2 separate regions of the Homo sapiens genome follow, and region 2 is linked to region 1. Evidence: chromatin contacts called from ENCODE Hi-C or POLR2A ChIA-PET data. All regions are on one chromosome and are shown on one strand. The core of a region is the stretch at or near the end of the contact, and the rest is flanking DNA. Distances in the headings are between cores, read along the strand shown. Region 1 has its middle 71 kb from the start of ALDH1A1. Region 2 has its middle 19 kb from the start of ANXA1.

Evidence for each region. Hi-C counts contacts between places; a loop is a spot of excess contacts on that map. ChIA-PET counts read pairs that join two places held with the same protein, here RNA polymerase II (POLR2A). Pooled maps may share reads with other maps.
Region 2: a loop to region 1 is called in a pooled map, with 4 times the contacts of the local background. The contact joins two enhancer-like sites. A Hi-C loop is called at or near these places in 1 of 168 maps with a recorded cell type or tissue (K562), 1 of 37 single-sample maps with no recorded cell type and 6 of 50 pooled maps. POLR2A ChIA-PET finds 5 or more read pairs at or near these places in 2 of 52 experiments (OCI-LY7 and naive thymus-derived CD4-positive, alpha-beta T cell).

Annotation. Positions count from the first base shown.
Region 1 is chr9:73,021,970-73,025,610 of GRCh38, reverse strand. No RefSeq gene overlaps it. Among named protein-coding and RNA genes, the nearest start is that of ALDH1A1, 71 kb to the right of the region's middle. Within about 2 kb of position 1,895, at least 2 of the 41 ENCODE cell types and tissues checked have a DNase peak (open chromatin) inside an H3K27ac peak, as active enhancers do.
Region 2 is chr9:73,130,720-73,134,360 of GRCh38, reverse strand. No RefSeq gene overlaps it. Among named protein-coding and RNA genes, the nearest start is that of ANXA1, 19 kb to the left of the region's middle. RefSeq lists an enhancer at 1,570-1,989. Within about 2 kb of position 1,885, at least 38 of the 41 ENCODE cell types and tissues checked have a DNase peak (open chromatin) inside an H3K27ac peak, as active enhancers do.

The sequences.
Region 1 (3,641 bases), core at 646-3,145:
ATACTGAGTTCCTACCAGGTAGTATAGGCTGTATTTGTTAAATAAATAAATGAGTAAAGACGTACTAATAAGAATGATCCTACCTACCAGTATACCAGACTTTCCTAAAATGTCCCTTGCTACTAAATTGTTAAATGTTAAATCTGATTCTCACGGGACTAAAAGCATTCTCCCCTTAGATTGTCTAATTTAAGAGGTAAGGTAGAGAAAAGGCTGTCTTCCTGATTGCAAATATGTTAGGATGGGCTGCACGTTAAATCTGGCTAACAAACATGTTTTGTTTTGGCCCACACATTTTAATTAATATCCTATATTTTGGTATTAGAAATTGTCTCATAAAATTCGGCTTGTTTTGAAAGATCCTAAGGTCTGACAGTAGGTCCACAGTTGGCTGGAGACAGGGTGGCTGATTTATTTAGAAAAAACGTGTGTGAATCTTCCCTTTTTGTTTGTCTCTACTACTAAGTTGTGAGTTCCTTATAATCCTCATATCATTTTTATTATGCAGAACTCAAGATATATGTGTGGGATGAATGCATAAATAATGAATGGGCCAGAATTCGGTTTTCAGGACAGTTTTCAAGATGGCTTAAATAGGCATAGGGTTTATTTTTCTGTCTTCTTTCTCGCTGCATCTAGAGTTTGTCCCACAGAAATCTTATCTAAACTCATGACTTTAACTATCATCCCTACCATAAGGCAAAATCTCCAACTCTGCCCTGTCACCCGGACTCTAATCAGATATCTCTAACTGTCCCTCAACTCAGACTTTCTGAGTCAAAAGTTTAATCTGTTATCTCACCAAAACATGCTTCCCAACTGACTGCCCCTATATAGATATAGGGGCATATATGTACGTATATTGTTTTGAGGCAGAGTCCCACTCTGTGGCCTAGGCTAGAATGTAGTGGCGCGATCTCAGCTCACTGCAACCTCTGCCTCCCAGATTCAAGCAATTCTCCTGTCTCAGCCTCCCGAATAGCTGGGATTACAGGGGCCAGCCACCATGCCCGGCTAATTTTTTTTTTTTTTTTTTGTATTTTTAGTACAAACAACGTTTCCACATGTTGGCCAGGCTGGTTTTGAACTCCTGACCTCAAATGATCCTCCTGCCTTGGCCTCCCAAATTGCTAGGATTACAGGCGTGATGTCACCACACCAGGCTGCCCCAATGTTTTTCACCACTGTCACCGTCCTCCCATGCATATAATCTTGAAGCCTCAGCAATTTGAGATTCTTCTTTCTTCCTCATCAGCCACATTCAGTGAGTTATCAAGTCTAGTTTATTCATTCTTCAAAATATTGAATGTCTCTTTTTTATCCTCATTTCCTTCCTCTCTCCAAGAGCAAGTTTTACCATCTTGATAAACAGACAATTGTTCTTCCTGCCTCAAGCCTCTTGTTTTTCAATACAGATTTATTTATAATATTAACAAATATTTATCAAATGCCCACCATTTATTTATCAAATATCCTATCTTAGAAGTTAGGGATACAACAGTAAACACAAGCAACAGAGCCCCTACCCTCATGAAACTTACAGCCAGTTAGTGATACAAGCAAACAGAAAACACATATATAATAATATAATGTCAGGTAGTAATAAATTATATGAAAAAAGCAGAGTAAGGGAATAGGGAATGATGGACTAGAGAGGTACAACTTTACTTTTTAATAATAACACCTCTTTTAAACATTTAAATTTACATGTACTTAAGAGAAATTTATAGCATACATTTTCCCAGATTAAACTTCCTGAAACATTTGGCCATATGCCACTTCTCTATTCATCTATACAATCATTCATCTATAAAATAAATGGGATAAAATCCAAAGCACTTAGTGCAAGGTTGTTTAATCTGGCCCTAGGTACTCTTTCTTGCTTTTAGTTTATACAGATAAAACTCTAACAATATTGACTATTTTCCTGCTTATTATGCTTTTCTACATGATTCATTAAAAGCCTCTCTCCTCTGGCGATTCTTCTCTAACAATAATAATCTCTCTGTTCTAAGTCATTCAGTATGGTACGGAATCTACTTGTAATTAACTGTCTCCTTGTGGCTATTTCATATTTTATCTTTCCAGCTGAGTGACACACTTTTGAAAAATGACTGTTTGATATTACCTTGTACTATTCTCAGTACTGACTCTTCTCAAACTTACAAAATTGTTGACATTAACTTAACACATATTTGTTAAGTAGGTGTTGACTAACCAATTACATGTGTTGACCACAGTCAGCCTTTGTGGTCTCTCTAGCCACAACCTAACATCCTCTATCCTTTTCTTTTGGTGACATTAAGCCTATATCTGGGATAGAATCATTACTTGAGTTGCCTACGTATGCCATTTATTTCCCGCTTCAAAGCAGCGTGTCACTATAACTCAAACAGATCTTGTATCACTGCGTTAGAATGAAATACTTTTTTTAACAGGATGCCAGCTTTTCACACTTGCCGCAAGGGGGAGCAGCAGTTCTTTTCCAGGAAGCGGAATGACGCCATAGTTTCATTCCCCAGCAATTACCCAAACATTTAATTCTCCCCCATATGATTTCCATACATCTTTGTGTTTTTTTCTCCTGCATGTATTTACCACAACTAAAGGGACAGTCCCTCTTCACTTTAAACATAAATTTTTATTTTAGTTCACTTGATTTTATCCCTCTAACCACTTATACTTGAATTTCTACTCCGGTTCTTAATTTCTTTATTTTAAATTGAGCTCAATATCTAAAATGGCGCCAGTACTTTTTGGGAAATATTTATTGTTGGAGGCAATCATTGAAGAAGATATCAGAACAAGTAATTTACCAATGAATATCTGACATGCACAACAGATAACATATATTTTTGTTACTCAGCTTGCCCATAGTGTTGAGTGAAGGTAGGTATTTAACACTTGCCAAATAGGAAATGTTCTTAATGAAAACTAGGAATTCCAATACTGTATATATATATACCATTCTAGAGCTAGCAGGACTATTAGAAAAAATCTGGACCAACGTCTTCTAGTTTACAAATAAGGACAGTAAGTCCCAGAAGGTCAAATGACTAAGTTAGTTCAAGGGCTCATTCTGTTCCAATGGTCTTTCTATTAAGTTCCACTGTCTCTCTTGTGATATTAATTATAGAAACCGGCCTGTAGTTTCAACATACAGCTAAAATAGTTATTTCCAAAGGTCTGCCAATATTATGCTAAGGATTTTTATAAAAATGTTGTTTTGGGTTCTGAATACTACAAAACATCTTGTGCTCACACAGTGCTAAATATTACCTTGCAATTGTTACAGTTAACCAAGCAGTTCTGTATGTGCCAATTTGGAGGCTTAGGTGGGGTGAAAAAAAACAAGTTAAATAAAAATAGTAGCAAGAGAAATATTGAAAATATTAGTACCACATAGTATGATTTTCCTTATGTTAAAAAAGCTATATAAATGTGTAAATGCATGAATAAAGTTCTGTAAAGCTATACGGTGGGAACTGTGAATTATGATACTCTGGAGAGAGAGAGGGAGAAGGTGAAATGCCTTCTAGAAGGTGCAAAAATTGGCCCCATGGGATTCACTCCAGTCAGTGGGTCACATCAACACTCCCAGAAGCTAGACCACTGTCTGAGCTACTATACGGCCACTGTCA
Region 2 (3,641 bases), core at 636-3,135, 110 kb before region 1:
GGAGGGGACATATGTGGAAACACAGAGAGTATCAATCTGAGAGTACTTTTTGAAAGAATCCCGATTGTGAACCATTACCTCAGGTGTCATAAACACCCAAGGCTGCTTTGTTGAGCAAGAGGTGGAATATCTTCTGGGTACAGAAGCTGGGGCTTGGCTTGCTACAACTGGCTCATCAGGGTGGGGCCATAATAGTCAACCAAGGAAAACACTACGTCACATGGAAAATGCAAACATCAAGCCAGTTGTTGGCCAGAGTTCTGAACATCTTACTGAGAAAGAAATGTCCTGGCTCACTGTGGTGTGTACAGTGTGAATGAAAATGTTCAGCAAGGGAGCTAATTTGCATTGGCACTATGTCAGTTTCATATATTGGGGACAGAATTTTAAATATAGAGGCTACTCTATTCCTTTACTGGTTTGTTTACAGGATTAGGTATACAAAAGAATTCATTCATCCAGTAACTTTACCTGAGTTTGTGTAATGAAACCTTGAATCATCAAGTTTTTTTAAAATTAAACTTAACAAAACTTTCATTGAAAATGAAAATTAAGGCCAGGCGCAGTGGCTCACACCTGTAATCCCAGCATTTAGGGAGGCCAAGGTCACAAGTTTGAGACTAGCCTGGCAACATGGTGAAACCCTGTCTCTACTAAAAGTACAAAAATTAGCTGGGCGTGGTGGCAGGTGCCTGTAATACCAGCTACTCAGAAGGCTGAGGCAGAAGAATCACTTGAACCCAGGAGGTGGAGGTTGCTATGAGTTGAGACCGCACCAATGCACTCCAGAGCCTGGGCGACAGAACAAGGCTCTGTCACAAAAAAAAAAAAAAAAAAAAAAAAAAAACCAAAAAAAACCCAAAAAAAACTAAAAGTAGTAAAAAAAAACAAAAAAAAAACTTTAACAAAAATAAACCTTATAATTCAATTTTACAGAATCAATCATTACAAAGTAAATCTATAGGTTACAGAATAAAACAATGGCATTAGGTGACAATTTGAAGCTAGAATTGATGAAACTGCTGCCAGTGAGTACCCATCTATTTCACCGTGTCATTTTCCTACACTTCTGTACCCTTGAAGTGAAGATAAACTGTTAATTTACACTGTCAGGGTGAGGGATGCCCCCTCTGAAGACATTAGCTGTCAATTTAGGAACAAAAGGAGAGGCAGATTTGGGTTGTTTTATTTATTTATTTATTTATTTATTTATTTTTATGACTCAGCTTCCAAGTTTAACTCTTCCCTTTTGGCATAGTGAATTTGGGGTCCTGAGCTTTTCTTTTCCTTTCACAACAGTAAGGAAAAATTTTTTAAAGATAAAAGTGTGTCCTGAAATCAGACAAGTTTAGGTTTTCTTTTGGAAATGATTCTTTCACCATTTTTCATGTTTTATGATGAAAGTGAAGTTATTTTGGAAAAGAAATACATTATTTTTTGTATTCTTTGAAGTTCTCTGAACGTGTTTCTATATTTTTAAAGGCACCTGATCAAATTTCTCTAAGAGTTTGGCCCATAAGGAAAACAGATTAGTAGAAACCTTATGAAGCTGAAGGAAAACAAGTGAATTATTTATTATTCCACTTTTTCTAATTTCGTTGTATGTTCAGAACCACCACAATGCTTATCGTGTTATTATCAGAAGACTATACGTCATAAAACAGAAATGAAAGGACCGTTCTTATGAAAAACACTGAAGAAAGAGAAGAGGGACGTTAGAAAACATTGCCAAAGATGTGGGAGGGCCAGAAATATTACAAATACTAAAAACGGATGAGGAGAGAAGGTAACAGCATGGGCTTCTGCAGCTGTAGCGTTTAATGCTGGAAACTCCAGGCGCTCCGAAGCCCCACGGCTGAGCCTGTCTCAGCATGTTTCTCTTTTGAGTCTGTGTGCTGGCAAGGCATTTCCTCGGCTGGTTGCTATAGAAATAATTATACTACACAACTTTGAGAAGCAGAAGCAGACGGAAGTTACAGCAGAAACACTGTCATCTTGGTGTTGTTCTAATAGCCTTAGGATTCGAAAATGAGGCAAAATTAAAAACAAAAAGCACCATTATTTAAATTGAAAATTTAGAAATGTGGGTTATTGTTCAAGTATTCAAAGTCAGCACTACAGAACAGTTAAGTGAGTGTTCTTACACCGAAGTCCTCAGAGCCACTTGGCAAATGCTAGAGAAAACAGGAAGTAAGGACCTCTGTCAAGCAGAAGAATGTCTGATTTTAATCAGGAAATTGAGGATAAGTTTATTTTTGAAGGGATGATATCATCCGGTGAATGGCCTCTTTTGTTTGTAGTATATGCTGGAATGTCACCACCTTGGGAAAAAGTATTCAAAAATTCATAGCCTTTTTTTTTTACTAACACCATATTCACTTTGATTCTTTCTTTTAAATTTTATTTCTTGTGAGATTTATCAACTATGTGTGATTGCATATGCATATTTGTATGTGCAGATATAGACATATAGATATGTCTTTCAATTTTCTCTGTTCTCTTCCGTCTATTTTTTGATCTTTCTCGTTCCCGGTACCACAGTATCTTAATTTCTAAAGTTTTGTAATGAATTTTGATGTCTGAAAGGGCAATCCCAACATCCTTTTCTTCATGTCGCCAAGAAGCTAACAATTTTCCATTAGGAAACAGCCAGCCACATTTCCCAGTTTTGGCATGGTAACATACTGAAGACTCCTGTGATAGTAATTGTAGCTTTTTAGTCATTACAAAGTAAAAGATGACAGAGTTAAGAAAGGACTTAAACTGCAAGACCATTCATTAGTTCTACAATGGGTATCAATTTTCATTTGACTCATCTGATGTTGACTACTTAGAATTCCAGCTTTTAAACAAAAGCTAAGTTTAATCTGTCTATCTACCCAAGTTAATCATTCTGTATTAAGTATTCCTGTCTATTTTAGTTTATCTCAAGGATTTCAAATAATTCAACCAATTAACAATCTAGGATAAAGGGATAACTATAATAATATTTGCATTTTGAGAATCAATAATAATTGATTCTCGAAGGTCTACTTCAAGTTTAATAAATGGAATAAATTAAATATATCAAATGGACAATTCCAAAAAACTTTTATTTACATAAAAATTTTAACAACCATTCAAAACTGAATATAGTAAATGTTAAATGAACAAGATAGCTGTTTGGAGAACGTGATTTCTACTAAGAGATAGAGGTCATCGAGAAAGGTTACTGTAAGCCTTAAAACATGAAATAGCACTCACATAGAGAAGGTGCCAAAGGGTATTCCAGAGACGAGAAGCATCATTACCCAAGATAAAGAGACTAGAATATGCATAGTGGACTCCCTGGTTGTAATTCAAATTATAAGTGGATTATTTTTAAAATGTATACAACTGTATGCACAGAAATCTCTGCTGTGTATGCTTGTGGCATTGCAGCTTCCTTCTGTGGGTCTGAGAATTGGTGCAGGTTTTTAAACTGGGTCAAGAAGTAATATTCCGTGGGCATTGATGACATGAGGCTTCCAATTGCTCATCCAGTTTTAATCATCCTTGATTATGTATAGCCAACCACGCTCTTGTTGTCTATCCATCTATTTTTTCTCGATAAACACCTTGGGATATCAGCCATCACCATAGATCTCTAGTGGTTGACTATA